Linked DNA regions of Homo sapiens: region 1 is linked to region 2. Evidence: chromatin loops called from intact Hi-C (ENCODE). Cell type or tissue: sigmoid colon. All regions are shown on one strand. Each heading gives the region's core, and the rest is flanking DNA. Links, peaks and the distances in the headings are about the cores only.

Region 1 (15,070 bases), core at 1,467-6,466, 50 kb after region 2:
AGAACAAAGAAGAATCCTATGACTTCTCCAAATCCTATGAATATAAGTCAAACCCCTCTGCCGTTGCTGGTAATGAAACTCCTGGGGCATCTACCAAAGGTTATCCTCCTCCTGTTGCAGCAAAACCTACCTTTGGGCGGTCTATACTGAAGCCCTCCACTCCCATCCCTCCTCAAGAGGGTGAGGAGGTGGGAGAGAGCAGTGAGGAGCAAGATAATGCTCCCAAATCAGTCCTGGGCAAAGTCAAAATATTTGAGAAGATGGATCACAAGGCCAGGTTACAGAGAATGCAGGAGCTCCAGGAAGCACAGAATGCAAGGGTAATTGTTTTTAAACTACACATCATCAATAAGAGTTTTAAATAAGTTTGATTTCAACATAACAGCGAACAGCCCCTTTGCTGCTGCTGCAGATGTGGCAGGGATGCACTGCACCAAAGGCAGGTGCTGTGTATGTCACTTCAGATTGCCAGCTCCCAGCACGTCCCTTGTTCTTCCAAAGAAGAAAACTTGACAATATAGGGGAAGAAGATTCTGCTCTTTATACACAGAACTTTGTATAGAGTTCTGGAATGAGGAAGTGTGAGGAGGGAATCAGTGCCTCTCGGAAGTCGTTTTAATTAGAATGTGATTTTTTTTTCTTAAACGTGTCTTCATTGGCTCCCAGATTTGCCGTAGAAACCAAGCAAACTGGGTGCTAAAACAGAAAGGCCCATAGATTGTACTTTTTGAGCTGTTTGAATTTGTATACCATATGCACATAGAACTTTTCAAACAAAGAAGAATTTAACTAAAGGTCTGTGGAGTATATTTGCCCAGTAGATGTGGGAGTTTTCTTTCAGGTCTAGCACAACAGCAGCAGTACATCTGAGCATTTTTCTTTTCTTGTCGTAAAATATACATAACATAAAATTTACCATTTCAACCACTTTTTTCTTTTATTTATTTTGTTTTGTTTTGTTTTGTTTTGAGACAGGGTCTCCCTCTGTCACCCCGGCTGGAGTGTAGCAGTGTGATCACAGCTCGCAGCAGCCTCCACCTCTCAGGCTCAGGAGATACTCCCACCTCAGCCTCCTGAATAGCTGTAACCACAGGCACATGCCACTGCACCCAGCTAATTTTTCGTATTTTTTGAAGAGACAAGGTTTTGTCATGTTGCTAGGCTGGTCTCGAACTCCTGGGCTCAAGCAATGCACCCTCCTCAGCCTCCCAAAGTGCTAGGATTACAATCATGAGTCACTGCACCCAGCCTCAACCATTTTAAAACGTTCGGTTCAGCGGCATTAAGTACCTTCACATTGCTGTTCAGCCATCACCACCATCCATCCCCAAAACTTTTTTATCCTTCCCACGTGAAACTCCGTACCCATAAAATACTAACTCACCACTCTCCTCTCCCCGCAGTCCCTGGCACCCACTCCTTTACTTTCTGTTTTTTGTGAATTGGACAGTGTAGGAACCTCCTATAAGTAGAATCATACACTATTTGTCTTTTTGTGATTGGCTTATTTCCCTTAGCATGATGTCCTCAAGGTTCATCCAGGTTGTAGCATGTGTCAGAGTTTCATTCCTTTTAAATAGTTTTCCTGTCTGACGTGTACCGCACATAACCATGGAAATGAGGAGGCCGCTTCTGTGTTTCCTCTTCTTGAAATGGGATGGGAAAATAAGTAGGATATGGGGAAAGGGTGGGACCAGCAGGAAACCAGCAAGCAGAGTGCCCAGTGGTTCATTCTTTCACTCTTATTCTTTTCTTTTTTAATTACCACAGATCGAAATTGCCCAGAAGCATCCTGATATCTATGCAGTTCCAATCAAAACGCACAAGCCAGACCCTGGCACGCCCCAGCACACGAGGTAAGGGCTGCCTAGTGGGTACAGGTCTAAGGCGGGGACTTCTCAAGGACTGGGACTTGAAGAAAGAATTTCCTTTACCCAAATTTCAGAGTAACAGGAGGATTTTTTCCCCACAGATTGACTGTTTGCCTTACTCATTCCATCAAATTTAATTGTAAAGATTACAGAGTCAAAACTTAAGCATAGTTTGCTTGTGTGCTAAAACTCTGACAAAGTGTAATCATTGATGTTTCCAGCCAGTACATTTGACACATTGGAGCCTGGTTATGTTACATTGCACATGGTTAGCACATGAGCAGAATTCCTACGGCTTAGACCTGTTTTGTCTTGTTTGCTGACTCTCAGCCAAACTTCTTAATTCCTTTGCATCATCCAGCAAAGTCAGACCGCTTGTGCTGCCCTGGGGTCTAAAGGGACCGTGACAAGCAAATGAGCAGTCTTGGTAAATGCCACACAAACAGTAGGAATGTTCACAGTGTCTTCCTGTTGAAGTTTTATACTGGATTGCTTCCTGCTTCCGAGAATAGAAAAAAAAAAGTCACATTTTCTTGTGGCCATTCTTTTGTTTTTTTTGGAGACAGAGTGACTGTCGCCCAGGCTGAAGTGCACTGGTGCAATCTCAGCTCACTGCAACCTCCGTCTCTCAGGTTCAAGCGATTCTCGTGCCTCAGCCTCCCGGGTAGCTGGGATTACAGGTGTGTGCCACCATATCCAGCTAGTTTTTGTATTTTTAATAGAGACAGGGTTTCACCATGTTGGCCAGGCTGGTCTCAAACTCCTGACCTCCGCCCGCCTCGGCCTCCCAAAGTGCTAGGATTACAGGTGTGAACCACTGTACCCAGCCTCTTGTGGCCATTCTGACTGGAAGCTGAAGTCTAGTTTTCCAGTGATAGAAAACTGGAAACAAATTTCTTCTTTACCAGCTGAGTGGTAACACAGTCAACCAGGTTGCCTCTGGCAACAAAGAGTTCTTGGTTATGATGGACTGAAACTGGCAGAGACCTCGCTGCTGGGTGAGACTAGCCAGGGAGCTTAGGGGTAAGGAGGGCACCCCCTGTCCAACAGGGAGATTCTTAGGTCAGGGAGCACCTGGCTGGCTTCCTCACTCACCGCCGAAGTGGGCATTGGATTTGACCTATTACGAACCTGGAGCAGGACCAGGGATGCCCTGGTTGCTCTGCAGAATGTGGCTCAGAGGTAAGTGATCTGCTCGGGATACCCAGTCACTGTGCTCAGAGCCATGCCTCCCCGGGCAGCCGGAGGACATGGATGTGCTCTGGAATGTCTTTAACACCCTTTTTTTGTTAGTTCCAGACCCCCTGAGCCACAGAAAGCTCCTTCCAGACCTTATCAGGATACCAGAGGAAGTTATGGCAGTGATGCCGAGGAGGAGGAGTACCGCCAGCAGCTGTCAGAACACTCCAAGCGCGGTTACTATGGCCAGTCTGCCCGATACCGGGACACAGAATTATAGATGTCTGAGCACGGACTCTCCCAGGCCTGCCTGCATGGCATCAGACTAGCCACTCCTGCCAGGCCGCCGGGATGGTTCTTCTCCAGTTAGAATGCACCATGGAGACGTGGTGGGACTCCAGCTCGTGTGTCCTCATGGAGAACCCAGGGGACAGCTGGTGCAAATTCAGAACTGAGGGCTCTGTTTGTGGGACTGGGTTAGAGGAGTCTGTGGCTTTTTGTTCAGAATTAAGCAGAACACTGCAGTCAGATCCTGTTACTTGCTTCAGTGGACCGAAATCTGTATTCTGTTTGCGTACTTGTAATATGTATATTAAGAAGCAATAACTATTTTTCCTCATTAATAGCTGCCTTCAAGGACTGTTTCAGTGTGAGTCAGAATGTGAAAAAGGAATAAAAAATACTGTTGGGCTCAAACTAAATTCAAAGAAGTACTTTATTGCAACTCTTTTAAGTGCCTTGGATGAGAAGTGTCTTAAATTTTCTTCCTTTGAAGCTTTAGGCAGAGCCATAATGGACTAAAACATTTTGACTAAGTTTTTATACCAGCTTAATAGCTGTAGTTTTCCCTGCACTGTGTCATCTTTTCAAGGCATTTGTCTTTGTAATATTTTCCATAAATTTGGACTGTCTATATCATAACTATACTTGATAGTTTGGCTATAAGTGCTCAATAGCTTGAAGCCCAAGAAGTTGGTATCGAAATTTGTTGTTTGTTTAAACCCAAGTGCTGCACAAAAGCAGATACTTGAGGAAAACACTATTTCCAAAAGCACATGTATTGACAACAGTTTTATAATTTAATAAAAAGGAATACATTGCAATCCGTAATTTTCTTTGTGGTGGATTTGTATGCTACTTCCTATTTTTAAATGCAACTTTTATTTCAGTTACTAATCATAGAAGTGATTACTAACCTCCTTGTCGAACATTGGAAAATGGAAACGTGAAAAAGAAAATTATACCCATAATCCCATCCCTCAGATAATTTTGGTGTATTTTCTCCAATTACGTATTTGTGGATGTCTGTGTGTATGATACTTGAGGGTGTACTGTGTTTGTAGTTCTATTTCCTATTTTTTCTGTTTATCATTCTATCACTAACATTTCTCAAGTGGTTACAACTGTGCAGCAAGGTATTTAAAGCGTGGTGTACACATCATCATTAACAACCACAGAGCAATATATCCCATGGCTGCTTCATAAGTGAACAATTCTGTTGTTGGCTGTTCGGATTATTTCCAGTTGTTTGCCTTTTTTTTTTTTTTTTTTTTTTTTAAACATGAAATGCACCTCTTTGTATGTAATCCAGTTTTGTATATCATTGATCAGCATTTCAGTATTTTTCTGCAGGCAAGTTCTCAGAAGTAGAATTACTGAGTAAAAGAATAGGAACATTTTTAAGGCCCTTGATGTTTACTGCCAAATAGCTTCCTAGAAAAGTTGCATCAATTTACACCCCCACATCCACTCTTCCTCTTCCTCTTCTTCCTCCTCCTCCTCCTCTTCTTTCTTTTCCTTTCCTTTCTTTTCCTTTCTTTCCTCCTCCCTTCCCCCCTCCCTCCCCCCCTTCCTTCCTTCTTTCCTTCCTTCCTCCCTCCCTCCCTTCTCTCTCTCTCTTTCTTTCTCTCTTTCCCTTTTTTTTTTTTTTTGACAGGGTCTTGCTTTGCTGCCCCCAGGCTGGTCCTGTTCTTGAACTCCTTTAGCAATCCTCCCACCTCAGCTTCCCAAAGTGCTGGGATTACAGGCGTGAGCCACTATGCCCAAACACCACTTACATTCTTGAAGTACTAAAATAAATTTAGAATTTAAGCAAGACAGATTAGGAATTTCGGCTTGTATTAATAAAAAGAACAATGAATTTGGAAAAGGAGAAAAGAGTCTTGGTTCCATTAAGGGTCTTTTATGATATGAATTGACACAAAGGAGTTAGGCTTGTGTTTTAGTGGTGGCAGAAATTTGGCTTACTGGTAACTGAGTTATACTATAAAGGTGCCCTTGCTTATGTCTCTTCCAATATGGGTGCTGTCACTTATAAATCATTTAATGTATCTCGAATTTCTGAACACTCCTCAGGGCATTGACTAAAATTTGCATATTCCATAAATAAAAGCCACCTTTTGTGAACAGGAGAAAAATGTACTAGTTAACTATATGATAAGACTGTTTGTTTGTGTTCTTTAAATCCAGGAATGAGCCCTTTGCAAACATAGGTGGGGAGGCGAGGAGGCTTTCAGCAGGAGCTGGGTTGTCGTCTGGTTCCAGCAATTTTGTGATGCGGGCAGTGCCACTGTTCCTCAGAATGTCCAGCAGTGTGCCTGATGGACCCCCAGTGCCTTCACCACCCCTTTTTATTCATATCCTCCTTTGTTCTGGGAAAGATTTAAAGCTGCCTACAGTATACATGGAACATAATGAAAAAAAAAAAATGATGCTAAGCAAATGAAGAAACAGGGAGAAGAGTATCAGTAGAGGGAAGATAGAGCCATGAGTGAGAGCCGTGTTCATTTTCTGCGCCGTCAGGACTCTGCAGCTCTCCAGAAGCCAGTGTGGCCCCAGCGGCACCTGCATCTATGATAGAATTATGCCTGTGCTTCTAGCCCAGTGAGATAGATGAGCGATGGGTCTTCCAGAATGACATCAGATGCTACTGATGTCACTAACATCAGTAGTAATTTGACACTAACAAATTTCTTTATATGAAGTAAAGTTGGTTAGGAACAGTCCATTTAAGCAATCGCAGCTGTCTTTTAAGAGAAAGGTTCCCAGTCAATCTTCTCCCTCCTTTTCGAACCTCTTTTCAGTTGGGGTCATTTTGCCAGTTCTAGCTTTCATATACATATGTGAAGAGAAAGAGATTTATTTTAATGAATTGGCATACAGGGTTGTAGGGGATTGGTAAGTCTAAAATCTGAAGGGTAGACCAGCAGGCTGGAGACCCAGGGGAGAGATGCAATCCAATCCTCCTAGCTGGTGTGAGGTCAGTCTTTGTTCTGTTTTAAGGCCTTCAACTGATTGGATGAGGCCGACCTACATTTCAGAGGGCAATCTGCTTTACTCAAAGTCCACCAATTTGAGTGTTAATCTCCTAAATAAAACAACAACAACAACGAAACTTTTACTGAAACAACCATAATAATGTTTGACCAAATATTTGGGCATCATGGCCCGGCCAAGTTGATGCATAAAAATTAACCATCGCAGTCCCTCATCCTGTTTACCATGTAGGCCACCCTACAGCCATCCTTTTTGTTTAGTGTTAAAGCATGAGTGAATGAATGAACCAGAAAAAGGGAGAATTATTTACATACATATACACGTATGTATAGGTTTTGTACAATATATATACTCTGGATATACATGTATTATAAATTTTGTTTTTGTTTTATTATTTTTTGAGACACAGTTTCACTGACCCAGGCTTAAGTGCAGTGGTACAGTCACAACTCACTGCAGCTTCGATCTCCTGGATTCAAGCAGTCCTCTCACCTCAGCCTCCCAAGTAGCTGGGACTACAGGTGTGTGCCAGCATGCCCAGCTAATTTTTGTATTTTTTTTGTAGAGAAGAGGTTTCACCATGTTGCCCAGACTGGTCTTGAACTCCTGGGCTCAAGCGATCCATCCACTTTGGCCTCCCAAAGTGCTGGAACTACAGACTACAGAACTACAGAGCCACCGCACCCGGCCTATATTTTGTTTTAAATAAAGATGAGCAAATTTGATGAATAGAAAAGCATTAAAAATGGGCTGGCGTGGTGGCTTATGCCTGTAATCCCAGCATTTTGGGATGCCAAGGCAGGTGGATCATCTAAGGTTAGGGGTTCGAGACCAGCCTGGCCAACATGGTGAGCCACCGTCTCTACTAAAAATACAGAAAATTAGCTGGGCGTGGTGGCGGGTGCCTGTAATCCCAGCTACTTGAGAGGCTGAAGCAGGAGAATCGCTTGAACTCGAGAGGCAGAGGTTGCAGTGAGCCGAGATGGCTCCATTGTACTCCAGCCTGGACAACAAGAGCAAAACTCTGTCTCAAAAAAAAAAAAAAAGAAAAGCCTTAAAAATGAAGAAACAAAAATGAATGAAATTTGAATAATAGAGCTGAAACTCCAATAAAAATAAAAATACTTCATATTTAAAAATAATATTTAGTGAAATAAATGAGACAAAAGGCTGAATGGCAAATAATATGTATATATGTTTGTGTATATATACAGAGACAGATAAAACATATTTCCATCCTGCTTTTTATTTTAAATCTCATTTATATATACATAGATAGAAAATTGGCACATTTTATATTCCCCACACTAGTGACTGCAAAGGCACTTATAGCACTTTGGCATTTATTTTGCGCAATAAGAAGTGGAATGTGGTTTGATTGCTTCTGCACTGTCCTCGGATGCCGTTCCACCTTCGAGAGTCCAGGTTGCTCTGTCTTTCTGAGTTTGAGTCTGTCTAGGAAGGATAACTGGGGAAGAAGATCCTGACTGAAAGTATCCTGGGGCCAGGTGCGGTGGCTCATGCCTGTAATCCCACCACTTTGAGAGGCTGAGGCAGGTGGATCACTTGAGGCCAAGAGTTCGAGACCAGCCTGGCCAACACGGTGAAACCCTGTCTCTAAGTAAAATACAAAAATTAGCAGGGCGTGGTGGCAAGTACCTGTAATCCCAGCTACTCAGGAGGCTGAGGCAGGAGAATCGCTTGAACGCAGGAGGCAGAGGCTGCAGTAAGCTGAGATCACACCACTGCACTCCACCCTGGGCAACAGAGCGAGACTCCGTCTCAAAAAAAAAAAACACCAAAAAGAGGCCGGGCACGGTGACTCACGCCTGTAGTCCCAGCACTTTGGAGGCCAAGGGGAGTGAATCACCTGAGGTCAGGAGTTCAAGACCAGCCTGGCCAACATGGCGAAACCCCATCTCTACTAAAAATACAAAAATTAGCCAGGTGTAATGGTGCTTGCTTGTAATCCCAGCTACTCAGGAGACTGAGGCTGGAGAATCGCTTGAACCTGGGAGGTGGAGGTTGCAGTGAGCCGAGATCGCACCATTGCACTCCAGTCTGGGTGAGAAAAGCGAAACTCCATCTCGAAAAACAAAAATAAAAACAGAAAGAAAGTATCCCGAGAGACATGGGTTGAGCTTTGAAAATGCAGCTGTCCCTTGGTGTCTGTGGAGGATGTTTCCTATGACCTCCCATGGATACCAAAATCCAGCGATGCCCAGGTCTTTGATATAATGGTGTGGTAGGCCGAGTACAATGGCTCATGCATGTAATCCCAGCATTTTGGAAGGCTGAGGGGGAAGGATCGCTTGAGGCCAGTTCACCTGGGCAACATAGTGAGACACCACCTCTAAAATAAAAAATAAATTAGCTCAGCATGGTGTCGCGTGCCTGTGGTCCCAGCTTCTCTGGAGACTAAGGTGGAAAGATGGCTTGAGTTCAAGAGTGTGAGGCTGCAGTGAGCTATGATCACACCTCTGCACTCCAGCCTGGGTGGCAGAACGAGATGCTGTCTCAAAAAAATAAATAAAATAAAATGGTGTGGTATTTGCATATAACCTACATACATCCTCCTGTATACTTTAAATCATCTCCAGATTACTTATAGTAGCCAATACAGTATAAATACTGGGTAAATCGTTGTTATCTTGTATTGTTTTTCTATTTGTATTTTTTATTGTTTTTCTTTACCCCCGGGGAATATTTTTGGTCTGAGGTTGGTTGAATCCGAGGATGCAGAACCTGCAGGTATAGAGGGCCCAGTGTCCAGGAGACCCACCTCTGAGGTTCAGGGGAGAGAGGAATGGAGAGAACCTGGACCTGGAAGAAAGGAGGGGAGGGCTGGAGCAGGGCAGGAGCTTCCCCTCTCTCCTCCCCCTCCTTCCCTAATCTCCCACCACATGCTCTTTCTTTTCCGCTTTAATTCCCTTCCCTCTGCCCCCGTTCCATTCTCACACATTTCCATTAGGAAGCACAGAGGGGCCCACCATAGGGTCTGTGGGAAATGGAAATGGTGACTCCACACAGGAAACACGGCTCCACCTCATGAGAAGCCTGGGAAACGGGCATGACAGCAAGACAGTTTGGAAGGGTATTAAAAAGGGAACCGCTAGATCCTGAATGCTGTCCAAATAAATGCACCTTTGAGTCCCAGTGAAACATATGATTTTCTGGGCAAATCTAATATGTAAATTATTCACACCAGATATTTTAAAATATTAAAATGATGTTATACATCTATAAATACACTGGCATTTTATTACTCAAAATAATATGGTGAGTCAGAATATAAAAACCACGAATGAAGTCCCTATCCCAAATCAGATGTTAGTTCCTCCCCAAAGCTGGTTCTCTTATTATCCCCATCCTTCTGAGGCAGCCACAAAAATTATGAACTCAGATTCTGAAATCAAAGTGACTTTCATTCAAACTCCAGCTCTGTCAGGTACAAGCTGTAAAACCTTGGGCAACTTACTTAAATGTTTTAAGCCTCAGTTTTCTCATTTATAGAATAGGAATGGAAAACTATAACTAACATGATGCCCTAAGTTTTTTGTGGCATGTTAATCAGATCGCATATATAAAATGTTTGCAATAGTGGCTGGCACAAAGTAAGTGCTCAATAAAAGCAGCTAGTATTATTATCACTGTCAATGGTTTTGCCACATCAATTTAGAAACCTGAGTGGTGTCTTTGATTTTCTTACTCTTCCTCCAAGTGATGACCTACTTTATTATACTTAATAACTATTTTTAACTTGTCCCTCTGTCCCTTTTCCCACAGCCACTACCCTAGTTCAGATGGTTGTAAACTTTCTAATCCTCCACTCAGCTAGCAGGCAGAATCATCTTTCTAACTTAGATCTGAGAATGTCTCCCTCCTGCTTGAAAAACAGTGATGACTTCCCCTTGCCTAGAACCAATTTCTTTTTCTCTTTTCTTTTTTTTTTTTTTTTTTTCTAAGATGGAGTCTCACCCTGTCACCCAGGCTGGAGTGCAATGGCGCTATCTCAGCTCACTGCAACCTCCGCCTCCTGGGTTCAAGCGATTCTCCTGCCTCAGCCTCCCGAGTAGCTGGGGCTACAGGCGCGTGCCACCACACCCAGCTAATTTTTTTTATTTTTAGTAGAGACAGGGTTTCACCATGTTAGCCAGGATGGTCTTGATCTCCTGACCTCATGATCCACCCGCCTGGGCCTCCCAAAGTGCTGGGATTATAGGCGTGAGCCACCGCACCCGGTCTCAATTTAATTTTTTTACAGCATTCAAAATGATTTTCCACACCATCTGTCCCTATAGTAGACTTCATCACTGGCTTCAGTTCTTCATCCCTCTATGTCCTCTATGTATCTGTGTCCTCTGTCCTGTGACTTTACAGCTCCTCCCACTAAAGGTCAGAAGTTATTTCTTTGACCCTTGGCTTTGGATTGGCCATATGACTTGTTGTCTTGCACCTCTGCTACCCATGAGAGGTGCTGTGTGCCCAGGGCAGCACGAGAGAGATGTAAACAGAAGCACTCTAGCTGAGTCCAGCCTAGATCAGCCAACCCACAGATGTATGAGAAATAATAAACAAGGGTTGTTTTAAGCCACCGAGTTGGGGGGTGAGTTGTTATGTAACAATAAACCTCCAAATCCTTTCCATGTAACTTCGTCCTGCAAAACTCACGTATGCTCTGATTATATGGAAGCACTCCCTGAATTCTCTGTGGCTCCCTCCACTGGAGGATATCCTTCCTCTTTCTTTACCATCTTTTAAAACCCTATTATCCTTCTAGGTCCAGTTACTATGTCACATTTTCTGTCAAGCCTTCTCTGATGCCCCCAATCAAATTTGTCATTGACTTCTTCAAAAAGCTCCCATATCCCTTTATCTATATCCTCTGGCATTCTAGTTATTGATGCACAAATCTGCTTCCCACTAGCTGCTTCTCCTCCTCCTTTTCCTCCTCCTCCTCTTCCTCCTTCTCCTCCTCCTCCTCATGGAGTTTTGGTCTTGTGGCCCAGGCTGGAGTGCAATGGCACGATCTCGGCTCACTGCAACCTCTGCCTCCCGGGTTCAAGCAATTCTCTGGCCTCAGCCTCCCGAGTAGCTGGGATTACAGGCACATGCCACCATACTCAGCTAATTTTTGTATTTTTAGTAGAGATGGCATTTCACCATGTGGGCCAGGCTGGTCTCAAACTCCTGACCTCAGGTGATCTACCCGCCTCGACCTCTCAAAGTGTTGGGATTACAGGCGTGAGCCACCGCGCCTGGCCCCCACTTGCTTCTAAGTTCCATTAAGGGAGGTGTATCTGTATTCACCTATGTATTCTTATCAGTGCCCTATATGAAAAATGGAGTGAATTAATAAGGAGAGAAATAAATTGAAATTCACTATTTGCTTTTATGACAAAAGAGGGTTGATGACATAATGATTTTCTCACATCATGCCTGGTTTAAACTTCAACACTTGACACCACTGACACAAACTGGAAAACATTAGTAGAAGTGGAGAAAATCTGCTAAGATCTTAATTTGACCAGACTAATGTTAAAGTGTAATTTTCAAAGGGGTGAAATTATTCTCATGCAAGTATAAAATGAACTCAGTACTAAAAGAGGGAACCAATACAATGTTAAGACTCGTTTAAAGCGCATTTGAGGAACTAGGTAATATTAATATAAGCAATTTAAGAAATATTCGGATAAGAACTTTGAGTTGATACAAAATTGATTAATTACCTACAGAACAGTAAATGATAACCTTTGTAAATATCTTTTCCACTAGACAGAAATTATTTGCATCTCTACCAGACAAAAATTTACACACTGACATGTAATTTCAGTAAGTCTGGGAATTTTGATCAGTAGTTTTAGCACTAATCAGTCATTATGGAATTATTATGCTTAGTAATCACCTAAACTATTTTGTTGGTCATTTAATTCTCTAGATTTGGATTATAGCAGGAAGGCATGTTAAGTCAATTAAATATTTATTGACTGCCTCTGTGTGCAGATAAACACAGGCATTATGGACTAAATATGACTTATTCTCTGCCTTCACGTTCAACATTGTAAATTTTTTAGTTTGCTCTATTCTTTAGAGTTTACGATAAAATTTCCTGAATAGTTTGATTTGTTCTTTGTAACAGCCCTGCATAGTAAGAATGGCAGGTGTGACTATGTCCATTTTATTAGTAATCCATACCTTAGTTCTGTAACTTGGTTGGAGTCCTTCAGATTATAAGTCACACATACAGTCTAGATTCAAAACAGTTTCGTGCTTTTGAGTCCAGTTTCCCTCTCTTTCCATCTAGAGCTCCCTTCTGGAGGATCTCTTGAAACAGTTTGTTGATCATGTCTTATGGTTCTCTATTTACATTTTTAAAAAGCACTTTAGAGCTGAGTCTGCAAACTGACAGAACCCATGGAACTAACCTAGCTCAAAATACGATTTATTTGGCCTGAGTGAGGTGATGACATTTTTAAATTTAAAAATGAAGTCCAGATTTCGGACTTTTCTTTTTCTTTTCTTTTCTTTTTTCTTTTGAGATGGAGTCTAGCTCTGTTGCCCAGGCTGGAGTGCCATGGCGTGATCTCAGCTCACTGCAACCTCTGCCTCCCGGGTTCAAGCGATTCTCCTGCCTCAGCCTCCCAAGTAGCTGGGATTACAGGCAGACGCCACCAGGACCAGCTAATTTTTTGTATTTTTAGTAGAGATGGGGTTTCACTGTGTTGGTCAGGCTGGTCTCAAACTCCTGACCTCATGATCCGCCCACCTTGGCATCCCAAAGTGCTAGGATTACAAACGTGAGCCACTGTGCCCAGCTGGGACTTTTCTTTTTAAAAATGGTAAGTTTTGGCGGGTCACAGTGGCTCATGCCTGTAATCCCAGCACTTTGGGAGGCCGAGGCAGGCTGATCACCTGAGGTCAGGAGTTTGAGACCAGCCTGGCCAACATGGTGAAACCCCGTCTCTACTAAAAATTAAAAAAGCCAGGCGTGGTGGTGCATGCCTATAATCCCAGCTACTCGGCAGGCTGAGGCATAAGAATCGCTTGAACCCGGGAGGCTGAGGCATGAGAATCACTTGAACCCAGGAGGCAGAGGTTGCAGTGAGCTGAAATCACACCACTGCACTCCAGCCTGGGCAACAGAGATAGATTCCATATTAAAAAAAGAAAAACAAAAAAAAGGTAAGTTTGGTGGTGCTGGGCATCCATCCTTGCATGACAACTGTAGGCTGGAGCTGGGTGGCTGCTGCTCCGTACAGACAGCACTCACCCAGACTGACTCACTCATATGGCCCTCCTAATGTCTCTGGGCATTGAGTTTGCAACCCTTGCTCACCTCTTTGCTGCTTCCTCTTTCCCCTTCGAGTCCCATGCAACGTGCAGCACCCACACGGCCTTAAGGAGAGCCAGCATTTTGAAAGTGCATGCAGAAGGAACTCTGTAGCTCCCTGCGTGGGTCTCCGGCTTCCTCTGGAAGACGGGCTCTGTCACCAGGCTCTGGTGGGAACTAATGAGCATATGTTTTCAGGTCCTGTTCTCTGTGGCTATTACAGTTTAAATGGGTTGAAATAAGACATAGAGATTCAGGGGAACATGGGGAATATATTTTTGTGGTTTAGAATTTTATTTCCCAAAGCTGTGCTTTCTGAAAGATTGCTGTTCTGAAAGATTGCTGTGTTAGCAAAGGTTAGGTTAGGTTAAATTAGGCTAGATTAGGTTAGGTTTAGCAAAGGTTAGGTTAGGTTAGGTTTGTGGACATGGTCCTGGAAAAAGCATTCTGATAATTCTCTAAAGAAATAGAATGTTCTCTAGCACATAAGCAGGAGATTAGATAATAATTTTAAGTGCAGCTGCCGGGCTCCCTGTGCCTAACCCTAACCCTAACCCTAACCCCTAACCCCTAACCCTAACCCTAACCCTAACTCTAACCCTAACCCTTTAGGACTAAGTTAATTAACATCTCCTAAATTGAACACTAGTTATTCATTAATAGATACGCATGTGACAGAGGCAAAAGGAAATTAATTGCCTAGTCTTTCCCATTTGGACTAACTTGCCTAAGAGGAGTCGATAGAGGTTTATTTAGCCAAAGTTTGAGGATGCACCCAGGAAAAAAACCTGCAACCTGTGCTTTCCTAAGAGAGTTTTGGGAACTCAGTATTTAAAGGGAAAAGGACAAGCAGGAGGGAAATAAAGGAGGAAGGGTGGGCAGTGAGGCAAATGGTTATGTTCTCCTGAGGCTCTGATTAGTGCTCAGTAAATCTATATTTTACATATGATAAAGTAAACGTGAAGAGAGGGAGTAGCTGGAAAGTCAATTATGCGTTTTTCTCAGGGTGGGTGGAGGGGTGATTTCTGGTCTCGTCCTTGTCGATAAGCTGGGCAATTGACATTGTCGGGTGCGATTGAACAGAACTTGGTTTTAGGGCTAGTTTATAGGGGGTGATATTTATCTGGAGAGATTTAGGGGCTCACAAGAAATTTCCTTGTGAGCAAATTCTGAGAGAGGCCATCTGAGGAGATACTTGGCCTCCTATCCTTGTGGGAGCCTGGCTTATGGATGAGGCTATGACACAGGGCTGTGAAATGACACCCATCTGAGAACAAAAGGAAAGGCAGTATTTTGTGACTCATTTCCCAAGCTTATCTTTCCCTTTGGCCTAGTGAGTTTGGGGTTCCCGAGTTTTGATTTACTTTCACATCCCAAGGGATAGCAATGCTCAGTGGGACGGGAAGGGGAGGCG
Region 2 (15,070 bases), core at 6,056-11,055:
TGATCTTTTTTTTAAAAACAGCTTTATTGAGATATAATTCATATACCATACAATAAAAGTGTGCAACCAGTGGCTTTTAGTACTGTATATTCACAGAGTTGTGTGGCCATCACCACAATTCATTTTAGAACATTTTCTTCACCCCAAAAGGAAACTGCATACCCATTAGCAGTCACTCCTCATTTCCCCCAAACTCCCATAGTCTTAGGGAACCAGTAATCTTTCAGCCTCTGTGGATTTGCCCCTCCTTGACATTTCACATAAATTTGTCATTTTATGTCACATAATTTGTCATTTTATGTCTGATTTCTTTTGCTTGTTTTATATATATATGTGTGTGTGTGTGTGTGTACACACACACACACACACACACACACACACATGTTTTCTGGAGGCAGAGTCTCACTCTGTCGCCCAGGTTGGAGTGCAGTGGCACAATCTGGGTTCACTGCAACCTCCGCCTCCCCAGTTCAAGTGATTATCCTGCTTCACCCTCCCCAGCAGCTGGGATTACAAGTGCCACCACACCTGGCTAATTTTTTGTGTTTTTAGTAGAGATGGGGTTTTACCAGGCTGGTCTTGAACTCCTGAACTCAAGTGATCCACCTGCCTCGACCTCCCACAGTGCTGAGATTACAGGCGTGAGCCATCGTGCTTGGCCCTGCTTATATTATTTTTAAGGATCATCCATGTTGTAGCATGTGTAGATACTTTGGTCCACCTTATTGTTGAGTAACAGTTCATTGTATGGATATACCACATTTCGTTTATCCAGTCATCAGTTGATGGACATTTGGGCTGTTTCCACTTGTTTGCTATTTTAAATAATACTGTTATGAACATTTGTATACAAGTTGTTGTGTACACATGTATTTTCAATTTTCTTGAGTTCTGTGATGTACTTGTTGGTTTTGTTTTTCTTTTTTTCTACCATGTGTTCGTAATGCTCTTCTGAGAGGAAGAAAACAGACTTTCTTACTTGGGAGTGGTCAGCTTATTTGCTGCTACAATATTAATGATGGAAAACCCTTATCAAGAGTGCTTATCCTGTGATGGGTACTGAGCAATGCTCTCCAGAAGCATTACTTTATTCAGTTCTCAGAATTCTAATAGGGTAGGGATCTTGACCTCATTTTGCAGATAGGCAACCAAGTCTTACCAAGTGAACTGTTCCAGATCACAGAGCTTGGAGAGTGTGTAGGGGGACTGAGCTTAGACCCAGGTGTGTGTGACGGCCTCCAGAACTCCTGCCACTGTGTTATGTGGACACCATTGTCTACCTCCCACTGGAAGGTTTACCAGCCTGGATTTTACAGAGTGCTTTCATGGGGTTTGCCTGGTTTCACCCTGTGAAATGGGTGATGATGCCATCGTTTGATGAAGCAGCAGTGGAATTGAGTGAGCGCCCAAGCTCATGGGTGAATTGAGGCGCAGTCTTGGATGGAGGTCTGTTTTTGGAGTTTAAATTTATTGCTGTTTGCATTTCAACACAACTGCTTTGAAAGCTACAGGTTGCCTCAGGCACCCTGTCATCCTTTCCCAATTCTTTTTTTTTTTTTTTTTTGAGACTGAGTTTCACTCTGTCACCCAGGCTGGAGTGCAGTGACACTATCTCAGCTCAGTGCAGCCTCTGCATCCCAGGTTCAAGCGATTCTCTTGCCTCAGCCTCCAGAGTAGCTGGGACTACAGGCATGTGCCACTACACCCAGCGAATTTTTTTATTTTCAGTAGAGATGGGGTTTCACCATGTTGGCCAGGCTGGTCTTGATCTCCTGACCTCAGGTCATCTGCCCGCCTTGGCCTCCCAAGGTGCTGGGATTACAGGCGTGAGCCACCATGCCCGGCCACCTTTCTCAATTCTTTATTATCTATTTAAATGCACGCTAAAAAATTTACCTTAGGTAAATAAAGGAGAATGTGGTTAAAAAACACAACTCAGTAAACCTGGCACTCTTCAGTAGTAGGTCTGGGATCTAGTTGTGTTGATTCTGGTGACCTATCACAAACCCCTCTCTAAGCTTATTGCTTTTTGCTGTTAAACTTGGTCATAAGCAAGCTGTGTCCATTGTGAAGTGTGTGCTGTGAGCACATCGCATACACTAGATTTAATCATCCACTGCCGGCACTCAGTGCATTGTGAAGGGAGGGTAAGGAGCTGGTGAAATCACATGTGAAACTGAAATACTTGTGGAATAAACGATGAAAGGGTTTTGTTTGTAAAACAAACGCTACAGAAAGTATTGTTGGATGCGGTGGCAACTAGTTTATTGCTACCAAGAGGGGTTTAAGTTTGAATAGACCACAGGTAAGTGCCCTGAAGCCAAAAGGACTTGGTTTATAATGTTAAAAATTATTCGTTTTTGGAAGAACAAGAGTTGAACTCATTTTCTGCCTTCTCTGGGAAAAAGCATTTCCTGTTTTGTTATTAGACAGCTGTTTCAAAGTTTTGTCCAGTAAGCAGAATTTTGACTAAATTCTTCACAATAGTTAAAACCAATTTCCTGGGGGCAGGTGGGGAACTATAAAAGTCCTCTTTTCATCTGGAGGTAGGTTTACCTACCAGCCTAGGCCAGCTAGCTGTTTCTTTACACTATCCCTTTCTAAGGATTTGAGTTCGTTTGTAAAATGACATAGCAGACACAACATAATACCAGAGGGGGCTGAACGTGGTGGCTCACATCTGTAATCCCAGCACTTTGGGAAGCCAAGGCAGGAAGAGTCTCAGGAGTTCGAGACCAGCCTGGGCAACATAGCGAGACCTTGTCTCTACTAAAATTAAAAAAAATTAGCCAGGTGTGGTGGCATGTGCCTTTAAGTCCCAGCTACTCCGGGGCTGAGGCAGGAGGACCGCTTGAGCCCAGGAGGTTGAGGCTGCAGTGAGCCCTGATTGTGCCACTGCACTCCAGCCTGGGCGACAGAACAAGATCCTGTCTCAGACATACACACACACACACGCATGCACGTACGCACGCACCAGAGGGAAACATCATGCAGAAAACCATTGGCCCATTTATTGGATGGTGTCCTCCCGAAGTTTCACATCTGCTGTTTGGAGCTACTGAGAACCTGGCTGATTTCATTTAGTGCTCCCTCTGTCTTACTTTGTCTTTCCTTCCTTTCTTTCCTTTCTCCCTCCTTTCCTTCTTTCCAGCTATCCAGTAACATGTATTAAGGACTCAGCATGTGGAAAGCACGCATGACATTGTTCATGGAGACGAGGGTCTGGAGTCAGGCAGCAGCTCGGATCCCATCTCTGACAGTGGTGGGCTGTGTACACTCTCTGGCCTCAGCTTCCCTATTTGTAAAATGGGGATGGTGGTGCTAACTCACAGGGTTGTGGGCATTCAGGGAAAAATTGTATATTTAGTACTGGGTGTGGTGCCCTGCCAAATGTTAATGACTTCCTTCCTCTCCAGTTTTCACACTTACCTTGTCTCCCATTTCTGAGGTGAATATGCATTTTAAGGCTCCCAAGCCATAGATTAAGCTGTTTTGACATGTCTGTCCCTGCTGAGAACGTGAAATCCTGTGTGTGTTATTAAACAGTTTACTGCCCGGCCGCACTGAGTACTCGCAATGTCTTGAACACCCTTGCAGGTTACCCCTCCTGGCTCTGAACGGGCTGTTCCCTCTATGCAGAATGCCCACCCACCTGACCAGTTAGTCATCCTTCAGCATGGAGCTGTGGGAGAGGGAGCCTCCCTGTGGTTGGGACATACCTCCCTCCACCCCAGGCCTCTCATCCTCAGTTAACAACCCGCCTGTGCCATCAATTACACTGTTTTGTGGTTTTTTACACCTTTTTTTCTAGACACAGGATCTCACTGTATTGCCAAGGCTGGAGTGTGGTGGCATGATCATAGCTCACTGTAGCCTCCAACTCCTGTGCTCAAGTGATCCTCCTGCCTCAGTGTCCTGAGCAGCTAGGACTATAGGCACATGCCACTGCACCTGGCTAGATTTTAACATTTTTCTTTTTGTAGAGATAGGATCTTGCTTTGTTGCCTAGCCCAGTCTTGAACTCCTGGGCTCAACTGATGCTCCCACTTCAGCCTCTTAAAGTGCTGGGATTATAGGCTTGAGCCACCATGGGGGCTGGCCTCGCTTCACATTTTATGTAGTTGCTATAACCCCACCACTCACCCTGCTCCAGCCCATGTCACCTTTTCTCTTTCCTAAATGTACTAAGCTTGTTTCCCACCCCAGGGCCTTTGCATTTGCTGTTCCCGCAGCAATCTGGAGAGCTGTTCAGATTTTCCTAGGATTAATTCTTCCCAGTCTGCCATCCCATGGCACTTATTACTACCTGAGATGATGATATATATTGACTCTTGTCTGCTTTCTCTGCTAAAATCCTCCCTGTGAGGAAACGAGTTTGGCACATATCCCCTGGCAGCATCTGACATGGCATAAGTACTCAGGGAGTATATGTCGAATGAATGAGCCTCTTGGTGGGCTCTTGTACTTGCACTGAATTGTAATTGCTTGTTTACACATCCCACCTCCCCACTGGGCTGTGTGACTTCCTTTGCATCATAACTTGGGGTGATTTGTCTTTCTGTCCACAGGGCCAGGTGCATGGTTGCTTTTGGGTCTGTAAGTATGGAAGCTAGGAATCTTTGAGAAGGCACATCCTTAAACCCATAAGCTCTTCTCATGGAGGTAGCTGTCCACCACAAAATGTCCTTCTGATGCCATTGGTAGAACAAGTACTGGTTGGAGCAGGCTGCAGTTGTTCTTACGTTCTGATGGCCATCCTCTACTGTCCCCTCCCCCTTTTCTTTGTCAGGTCTTTGCCCTGTGCTGTTCTTTGGACCCTGAACAAACCCTTCTCCCCACCCCGCTAATCCTGTCCTTTCCTTCAGACCTCATCTCGGTGTCCCTGGCTCATGGAAACCCTCCCTGGCCAACCTGCCTTGATCAGATGCTGGCTCCTGCAAAGCTTCCTGAGGGCAGTGCTTTATTTGTTTTGCTCTTCATTTGTTCCTCAGAGCACATTGCACTTGGTCGACATTTGTTGAATGAATGAGTAAAGAATTAGTGATGGCATATTTACATACCCATGTTCATGGCAGCGTTTTTCACTATAGCCAAGAGGTGAAAGTAACCCAAGTGTCTGTTGACAGATGAGTGGATAAACAAAATATGTCATATACATACAATGGAATATTATTCAGCCTTAGAAAGGGAGGAACTTCTGACATACGCCGCCACCACGTAGACGAACCTTGAGGACATTATGCTATGTGAAGTAAGCCAATCACAGGAAGACAAATCTTGTGTGAGTCCACTTATATGATGTGTCTAATGTAGTCAAATTCATAGAATCACAAAACAGAATGGTGGTTGCCAGGAGCTGAGGGGAGAGGGAAATGGGGAGTTGTTTGATAGGCATGAGTTTCAGTTTTGCAAGATGAAGAGTTCTTGAGTTCAGTATATTCTGAAGTGTGAATATACTACTGTCTTAGTCAATTCCTACTCCTGTAACTGGGAAGTTTATAAAAAACAGAAATTTATTTGCCCACAGTTTTGGCTGGGAAGTTGAAGATCAAGGCAACAGCAGATTTGGCATCTGGTGAGGGCAGCTCTCTCCTTCCAAGATGGTGTCTTGTTGCTGTATCCTTACATGACAGAAGAGGTGGAAAGCAAGGGGGTTTAGCTCAGTCCCTCCAGCCCTTTTGTAAGAGCACAAATCCCATTCATGAGGTTGGAGCCCTCTTAATCACCTCCTAAAAGCTCCTCCCCTTAACACTTACTGTATTGGGTCTTAGGTTCCAGCACATGAGTTTTGGTGGGACACATACATTCAAACCTTAGCAGGTGCTACACTGTATACCCTAGAAAAATGAGAGGTTAGGAGTGCCGACCCTCACACAGTCAAAAATCCATGTATAACTTTTGACTCCCCCAAAACTTAACTAATAGCTTGCTGTTTACCAGAAAACTTACCATAACATAAACAGTCAATGAACGCATTTTATATGCTATATGTATTATATACTGTTTTGTCACAGTAAAGTAAGCTAGGGAAGAGAAAATACATTTATTACTCACTAAGTGGAAGTGGATAGTCCTAAAGGACTTCATCCTGATTGTCTTCATGTTGAGTAGGCTGAGGAAGATGACGGTTTGGTCCTGCTGTGCCCAGGCGGCAGAGGCGGAAGAGGTGGAGGAGGTGAAGGGGAGGCAGGGGAGGCAGGCACACTCTGTATAACTTTTATTGAAAAAAACCCATGGATAAGTGGACCAGGGCAGTTCAAACCTTGCTGTTCAAGGGCCAACTGTACTTAGAAATGGTTAAGATAATAAATTTTAGGTTATATATTCTTCAGCACAATTAAAAAAAAGAATTACTGCTGCTAGAAACTATGACCTCTGGAAATCACTGTAGAAGAATCTGGAATTCTTAAATTCTAGGACACCTCTGACTTCTGGGTAGTATGCATGAACTTAAGGGAAAGAAGTATTTATTTCCTCATGAGGATAAGCTCAGGTGTTTTCCTTAGGACTGTCAGAGTGAAGGAGTGGGCTGGCCTGAACCCTCCCCGAGTTGCCTGGGTTCTCAGGCTCCTCTGCACCTGGAGCTAGTGAGCCAGCCCATGGGCTGAACCTGGCTGGTGTGTACAGAGCCTGCACATGTCTGCATAGCCTAGGTTGAGGTTTGGACACTTGCTTAGATTCCAAGGTCCTCCTTTGTACCCATTTATTTATATAATAAATAATTTATTATTATTTTTTTGAGACGGAGTTCACTCTTGTTGCCTAGGCTGGAGTGCAATGGTGGGATCTTGGCTCACTGCAGGAGAAGTGATTCTCCTGCCTCAGTCTCCTGGGTAGCTGGGGTTACAGGCACCCGCCAACATGCCCGGATTTTTTGTGTGTGTTTTTAGTAGAGACGAGGTTTCAACATGTTGGCCAGGCTGGTCTTGAACTCCTGGCCTCAGGTGATCCTCCCACCTCAGCCTCCCAAAGTGCTGGGATTATAGGCATGAGCCACGGTGCCCAGCCTGGATTTTTTTTTTTTTTTTTTTTTTTTGAGACAGGGTCTCGCTCTATGGCCCAGGCTGGAATGCAGTGGCCCGATCTCAGGTCACTGCAACCTCCGCCTCCTGGGCTCAGGTGATCCTCCTACCTCAGCCTCCCAAGTATCTGGGACTACAGGTGTGCACAACCATGCCCAGCTAATTTTTCTATTTTTAGTAGAGATGGGGTTTCACCATGTTGGCCAGGCTGGTCTTGAACTTCTGGCTCAAGCGATCTGCCCATCTCAGCCTCCCAAAGTGCTAGGATTACAGGCGTGAGTGACTGCGCCTGGCAAAGTGTAGGATTTGAAACATAAACTTGTATTCATTTTTGATCTCATTTAACTGTCATAACATGAAGAACTCAACTCTTAGGGAAGGACACACATTTCCCAGTGCCTGTCCAGCACCAGCACGAGTGCTTTGTAGAGATTGCCTCATTTCTTGCCGACATTGCCCTTCTGAAGTGTAGATGGTTTTATCGCCACTGTATAAAGAAGGGTATAGTGTATCCAACGCCCCACAGCTAAGTGACAGGACAAGGATCTCACTCCAGATCTTGTGACTTTAAAAATCACTTTCTTGGCTCTGCTTCTCCTTGTTTCCTAGATGGTGGCCATCTCATGGTCCAGATTTATATACATCTCAGCCTCAAATCAAATGGCACACTTTACATTTGCACGCTGTTTGGCCAAGCCCATTGGCATATAACATACACTATGGTAGCAAGAATTGGCCAGAGGCTCCCCAAGACCAGACTTCTGAATTCCTAACCCCAGCTCCCAAGCCCCAGGCATCCCATAAAATCTTTGCTAGATGTTCAGAAACCTAAAATTTGCTTCTCCACCCCTCCCTTCTCCCCAAGTGGTAAAGACAAAGAACAGACGGCAGGGCTCTTTGTTATTCTTTTATCTGCTAAGTTTACAAAAAGGTTAGACAGTGGAACTTTGCTGAGCAAGCATTCTGTCCCTGAGTTGTCTCTGAGCAGCACCAAATGAGTCTTATCTTCCCCTTGTTATCTCCAAGGACGTAAAACATTTTCTTTTCATGCTTTTTAATTTCTGTGTAACATTAGCCATTCAGTTGACCTGAAACATTGCTAGTTTATTTCTAGCTGGCGTGTGTGTGTGTGTATCAGAGGGTCTATACTGTATAAATACTTCTCTAAATATTCTTTTCCATAATGTTGCTCTAAAGTGTCTCATTTACTCAATTCTGTCAACTTAGATGCTGAATCATTTTATGTGCTTAAAAGAAATATCTACTCGGATGCTCTAGTTCCCTGGCAAGGGAGAGAGAGGGAGAGAAAGAAAGCTGTTGAAGTGGTGCAAATCCAAACTGCTTTCTTTTTTGCTCATAAGTAGTGCTTTTCAAAGCGTTTGGCATCCCTGCCATATGGATGTGTCACTGTGTGAGATGACAACAGGATTTGCTGGAAATGTGGGCCACTATTGTATCCGCCTTACGTAACCACATGGAGTGATGGAAATGGGTGAGCAGCCCGGAATGTAGGCGGTGGCCTGGCCCATGCATCTCCAGAGACCATGAAGACTGCTCAAGCCCTACATAGGATGTGGATCCAGGCTGTTAAAAAGTTGAGGAGATGGAAAGGCCGTGTGAGTCCCTCTGCAAGCTCTCCCCTTGTTTTCCCCAACCTTTCTTCATGGGAAGGGGAGGGAAGCAAAACCATTCTCACAGTGAGTCCTTTATCCTCAGATTGATTTGTGCTTCTGGCATCTTTCAGCAACAAATTGTGAGATTGTAGGTTGTAGTCACTGGTGGGTTTTTAAAAATACTTGTATTAATTTTAGCAGATCTATGTGAAACTGATAGCCTCTTACTGGATCTGTGGATCAAAGGCTGCTGTTTTCCATGTGCTAGGAATCTGTAATGGTTTTGCTTCCTGGGTAGAGCTTAACATACTGGCTTTTGTGTTTGTTCATGTTTGAGAATTTCTTGTTTTGGGATAAAACTTTTTGCTTTCTTACACTGCAGAAATCTATATTCTTATTATGTCTAGGCTTCTAACTTAGAAGAAAAAGTGTTTTTCACATGTTCTTTTTTCCTCTTACAGTTTGAACATGTGTGAGTGTTTACTTTGATGGCTTGAGACTTTTATGAAGCATGTCCCTTACGTGGACAGCTTGCGATTAATCTTTGGTTTTAGCTTTGACCTCCATCACTGGGCAGCAGCAGTCTGTGGATACAGAATCTAAAAGCCGCCTGTTCAGGGGGACTTTGGGCAGTGAACACTTCGGTATCTGTTTTGGGGTTGGCTTTTAACATGTTTCTACATTCTTTATGTAAAATATATAGGATTTTTACCTATCTGGCCAAGATTTTTCAAAGGAAAAAAGCTTTATAAAAAGATTAAAAAAAAACACAATAAGTAACTATTTGCCTTAGTTCCTTTCTCTTCTTTTGTCACACAAAAACCTTACTGTTAATGCATTAAGTTTTTTGTTTATGGTAGAAAAGTTAGCTCACTTTTAACTTTCCATGAGGTCTTAAGAATGACCTGTTAGATATAAAGGGGGTTGTCATGAACACTACTTACGTGAAAAGTAAAAGTGATAAGGAAAGATGATGAAAGCACATTGAAGATCCTCCTAATGGATAGAATGTTGACACTTGGATTAAAAAGGTGACTTGGCGTTTTCTGCATACACCTCCCCCCACAACTCCCCAGACCTAACCTGCGTCCCCACTCTGCCCACCGCACCTGCCTTGCTTTACCCTCTTTGCCCCTTTCAAATTACTGGTACCATCCTTCAACTCGCCCTCCTTCCAGTTGAAATTATTATCCCCTCTTCACTTTGCAAAATTCTAACTGCATTGAAAAATTTGCTGTTAAATATACTCGTACCTCTTGGGTATTAGATCCTTCACCAGGAGTCAGTATTCATTTTGGTGTTCACCCACTCATCTCCCTATTTTTTATTTATTTATTTATTTATTTAATTTTTTTATTTCTTTTTGAGACGGAGTCTTGCTCTGTTGCCCAGGCTGGAGTGCAGTGGCGCGATTTCGGCTCACTGCAAGCTCCACCTCCCGGGTTCGAGCCATTCTCCTGCCTCAGCCTCCCGAGTAGCTGGGACTACAGGTGCCTGCCACCACACCTGGCTAATTTTTTGTATTTTTAGTAGAGATGGGGTTTAACCATGTTAGTCAGTATGGTCTTGATCTCCTGACCTCGTGATCCACCCGCCTCGGCCTCCCAAAGTGCTGGGATTACAGGCGCGAGCCATCGCGCCCGGCCTCATCTCCCTATTTTTTAAACTTATGAAATGTTTGGTACCATAAAAGAATTAAATATCTAAATCATGGAGCATAATAATTAAACAAATGCCATGAGCCCATTACACATATCTGCAGACCATCACCAAGACAAAACACGAAGGAAATTTGTGTACCTCCCACCATACTCTGCCTCCTGCCCAGGTCACCTCATCCTGAATGTTATGTTTTTCATTTCCTTGCTTTTTCTTTATATTTCCACTGCATGCGTGCGTACACACACACACGCCCCTAAACAATAGATTAATTTTGTTGGCAATTTTTTACTATAGTGAAAAACGCATACCAAAATTTACTGTCTGTACCATTTGTAAATGTACAGTTCAGTAGTGTTAAGTATATTCAAGTTGTTGTAAAACATTGTTTTTTGAGCTATATAAAAATGGTATCACACTCTACAAATCCTTCTGGGGTGTTTTTTTGCTCAACTTTATGTTTGAGATGCATCCCTTTTGTGGTGGTCTATGTGACTGGTTTGTTCGTCTTCATTGCAGTAAAACATTGTATTTTAATAATGTATCAATTTGTCCATCCTGCCCTTGAGAGATACTGGGATATTTTCCAAGTTTTGGCTGTTGGGAACATTGCTGCTGTGAATACTCTATACATGTGTCCTTGTGCATTTAGTCACACGGTTCTCCCGGTGCCTCTGCCCAGGTAGAGGAATCACTGGGTCGTGGAATGTGCATACCTTTAATTCTGATATATGCGTGCTCTTTCTATGGGCCTGCCTGTAAAGCTCCCCCTGGTGCTAAGCAGCTACCTGCTGTCATTCAGAGAGAGGTCAGATATTGCTAGCAAGTCTGATCTGCGCATAGCCAAGCACAAGGTGGTGGGTGGGACCAGAGCCCGGTGGCCTAGTTTGAATGTCAGGACCACAGCTCTCAGCTAAGCTGCTGCACCCTGGCAGCCTGTGCCCAGGGATGTTCCTAGAGCTGATGTTCTGAGGAATAAGGATGATTATGTGGGGTGCTCTGTGTTTCTGAAAAATTATATAAATGAGGCAGGAAAGACACTCAGTAGTTTGCTCTTTGGGTACACTTGTAGTTAGTTGGTAAGCTGCCCAAGGGCTTTGGCGATTTTATTCACTGATGTCTCTGAAGTGCCACAAACCACTTGCTTGGCAGAAGGTGGATGCTTAATAAATGTTTTTGCATAAATGAACAAATGAGTGCACAGTGAAGAGTTTTCTGTGAGACCTTCCCAAAAAGTCACAGTTCTGTAGGCTAAATATACATAGTTATGGTGTATTTTTAATGTTCAACAGAGCTACTAAAATTTATTTTTGCTCTAGTTCCCTTCCTTTACAATTAAGATTTTCTCTTTATCACTTGGCTTAGCAGAGCATATATTCTTTGAATATTATGTTAAGTAGCTAATAGTTAATTTTATTACCCGTTAACCATAGGTAAGAAGAAGCCTCGCAATCTGATTGGTTTCAGGCACCAGGCAAGTTAATAGCAAGGTCTGATTGGTGGTGGTAGTGGTAGGAGATTAATCGTCTCTCTGACAAATTTAATTTAAATTACGCTTGCAGGCATCACAGGACACTTAAAGATGGTAGCATCCCATTATTGAAGGGCTGTGAATTTCAAAAGCCAGATTCATTCTACTTGAGCCACATTTAAAAAATAAAATTTTGCAGGAACTCATTTATTTGGCTAAATGATAAACAAATTTAAATCCAAAACTTTGAAGAGTTTATAGTTTTAAATTCCAAAATAGAAATGTATTTTAAAAGTAATGTACTCATAAAAATATTCTCTATAATAGCACAGCTCCTTGGGATATTCAACATTTTTTTGGTATGTAGCATTGCCCAATCCTGGGGATGATTGTCATAGTCCCAGTTAGTTTTTTTTCCTGATAATTTTAAAGTAAGTTTTGTGGGGAGGATGTCATGTAATTTTTTTTCCCCCTTAATTCATGGGGCTATAACTATATCCAAAGAAGAGTTGGCAAATATATTTATTTTACCACAACTTCTAGATTAATTCACTTTGTTGAAATTTGACAGCTTTAAGGTACAAGAAGGCATTGAGAAGATGAGCTTGGAGAAGTGGGCATGCTCATAAGGTCATTTCTGGGTGGTAGTGGCTTAGTTTTACTAAGGCCACATCTAAAACTGAAGTTGGCAAGGAGTTAGTAAGGTGTTCTATGGAAATGGAAAAGGGCAACCAATTCTGACTTACTGCAGGAGTTCAGTTGAGTGTCTGCTTTCTTTTTCTTTTCTTTCTTTATTTTTTTTGAGACAGAGTCTCACTCTGGAGTGCAGTGGCGCAATCTCAGCTCATTGCAACCTCCACCTCCCAGGTTCAAGTGATTCTCTTGCTTCAGCCTCCCAAGTAGCTGGGACTACAGATATGCGCCACCACGCCCGGCTAATTTTTTGTGTTTTTGGTAGAGATAGGGTTTCACCATGTTGGCCAGGCTGGTCTTGAACTCCTGGCCCCAAGTGATCCACCTGCCTTGGCCTCCCAAAGTGTTGGGATTATAGGCGTGAACCATCACGCCCGACCCGGTTTCTGCTTTCTGTTTCCATTTAAGAAAACTTTTTGGCCGGGCGTAGTGGCTCACACCTGTAATCCCAGCGCTTTGGGAGGCCGAGGTGGGCGGATCATCTAAGGTTGGGAGTTTGAGACCAGCCTGACCAGCATGGTGAAACCCTGTCTCTACTAAAAATACAAAAATTAGCTGGGTGTGGTGGCGCATGCCTGTAATCCCAACTACTCGGGAGGCTGAGGCAGGAGAATCGCTAGAACCCAGGAGGCGGAGGTTGCAGTGAGCCCAGATCGTGCCATTGCACTCCAGCCTGGGCTGGAGCAAAACTCCATCTCAAAAAAAAAAAACAAAAAAACTTTTTAACAAATATGTACAACTTCATTAAAATATTGGAAAATTTATTGTGCTTCCACATATTGGAAAATGCTGTTTTAGACACATGCAGAATTCCAGAGAGGTATGGCTATAGAGCACATCTAGAAAGTCAGACCATGAGCACCTGAGTTTTTAGTTCACCCACCTCACGTATGCTATCAAAGAAGCAGAGAGCCACGAATTTGATACAAACTTTCTTTAAGAAAATTTGTAGGCTGGGCACGGTGTCTCACACCTGTAATCCCGGCATTTTGGGAGGCTAAGGCAGGCGGACCATTTGAGGTCAGGAGTTTGAGATGAGCCTGGCCAACATGGTGAAACCGTGTCTCTACCAAAAATACAAAAAAATGAGCTGGGTGTGGTGGCGCACAACTGTAATCCCAGCTACTCGGGAGGCTGAGGTATGCGAATCACTTGAACCCAGGAGGCAGAGGTTGCAGTGAACCTAGATCACACCCCTGCATTCCAGCCTGGGTGACAGAGTGAGACCCCGTCCCCCCCCCCCCCCAAAAAAAAAAAAAGTAGCAGCAGTCAGTGCTTCAGTTATATTAATTGAATGATGAATGAATAGTGTATCCATCTCTAGATGTATTAAAAAGAAAAAACTTTGAGTGCCTACTCTGTGTGCCAGACACTGTTGTAGCAGATAATGGGACAAAGATGAGTAGGATACAAAAATTTCACCTGAAAATTCACTTTTATTTTTTAAAATTGAAGAACAGTCGTCACAGTGAACAGACTTTAAGTAATTGGGGAGTTTTACATAATTTAGATAATAATCTTTTGGAATGTTTACATATTTCCTTGTGTTGATGGGCCTTCATTTAATCTAAATCTTGCACTTTTGGGCTGCTTGCGTCCCTGGCACCCCAGGCCCCATTCACCACCCAGTCCCAGGATTGCTGGTAGCACAGATCTCTTCTTCTGGCCTTTTTCAGGTATTTTGAGTTCTTTTTTTTTTTTTTTTTTTTTCTTATTAAATATACAGATGGGGTCTCACTATGTTGCTCAGGTTGGTCGTAAACTCCTGCACTCAACTGATCACCCCGCCTCAGCCTCCTGAGTAGCTGGGACTATGGCATGTGCCACCATGCCTGGCTAACTTTAAAAATTTTTTGTAGAGATGGGGTCTCACTATGTTGCACAGGCTGCCCTTGAACTCCTAGGCTCAAGCGATCCTCTCGCTTCAGCCTGAGTGCTGGAAATACAGACGTGAGCCACTGCACCCAGCCCTCTTCTAATTTCTTAAAACATAAACACATAGTCCGGGTGGCTTGGTGGCTCATGCCTGTAATCCCAGCACTTTGGGAGGCCGAGGCAGGTGGATCACAAGGTCAGGAGTTTGAGACCAGCCTGATCAACATGGTGAAGCCCCATCTCTACTAAAATACAAAAATTAGCCGGGCGTGGTAGTGCGCACCTGTAATCCTAGCTACCCAGGAGACTGAGTCAGGAGAATCGCTTGAACCTGGGAGGCGGAGGTTGCAGTGAGTGAAGATCACGCCACTGTACTCCAGCCTGGGCGACAGAACGAGACTCCGTCTCAAACAAAACAAAACAAAACAAAAAACCAACATATACACATATTATAGATACTCCATTTTTGTCTGTGGCTGGTATTTCAAATATTTAAAGTCTTTGATTCTTCAGTTTATGTTTCTTTTACCTCTCACTCATGGTGATGTGCATGTTTAAATTGTGGGCTCATTTCCTTGGATACATACTATCTGGGGAATCTTTGAGGGCTGTGTTTGAGTGTGATCTCTGGAGAGGATTCGCATCTGCCTCTGTGTACTTGGTGGTATGGCCAGTGCAGAGCCCCAGTAGGCATGAGTGTTTGGCAGGGTGTGGTCACGTCTGTAATATGAACGCCC

Evidence for each region. Peaks named below come from ENCODE experiments on the same cell type or tissue, not always from the same donor. Only the 100,000 strongest peaks of a DNase experiment are listed, where the experiment ranks them.
Region 1: a loop joins it to region 2, with 2.1 times the contacts of the local background. A loop is called at or near these places in 3 of 110 quality-filtered maps.

The regions. Positions count from the first base shown.
Region 1 is chr9:69,251,045-69,266,114 of GRCh38, forward strand. TJP2 (tight junction protein 2) reads left to right here. Exons shown (of 23, transcript NM_004817.4): 21 at 1-320; 22 at 1,771-1,856; 23 at 3,165-4,164. The coding sequence ends at 3,330. Among named protein-coding and RNA genes, the nearest start is that of BANCR, 48 kb to the right of the region's middle. In sigmoid colon, for the core only: no CTCF peak of the experiment used is centred there; no DNase peak of the experiment used is centred there.
Region 2 is chr9:69,196,596-69,211,665 of GRCh38, forward strand. The region is part of intron 1 of TJP2 (tight junction protein 2); the gene reads left to right. Among named protein-coding and RNA genes, the nearest start is that of TJP2, 30 kb to the left of the region's middle. RefSeq lists a silencer at 7,878-8,172. In sigmoid colon, for the core only: no CTCF peak of the experiment used is centred there; a DNase peak (open chromatin) is centred at 8,486.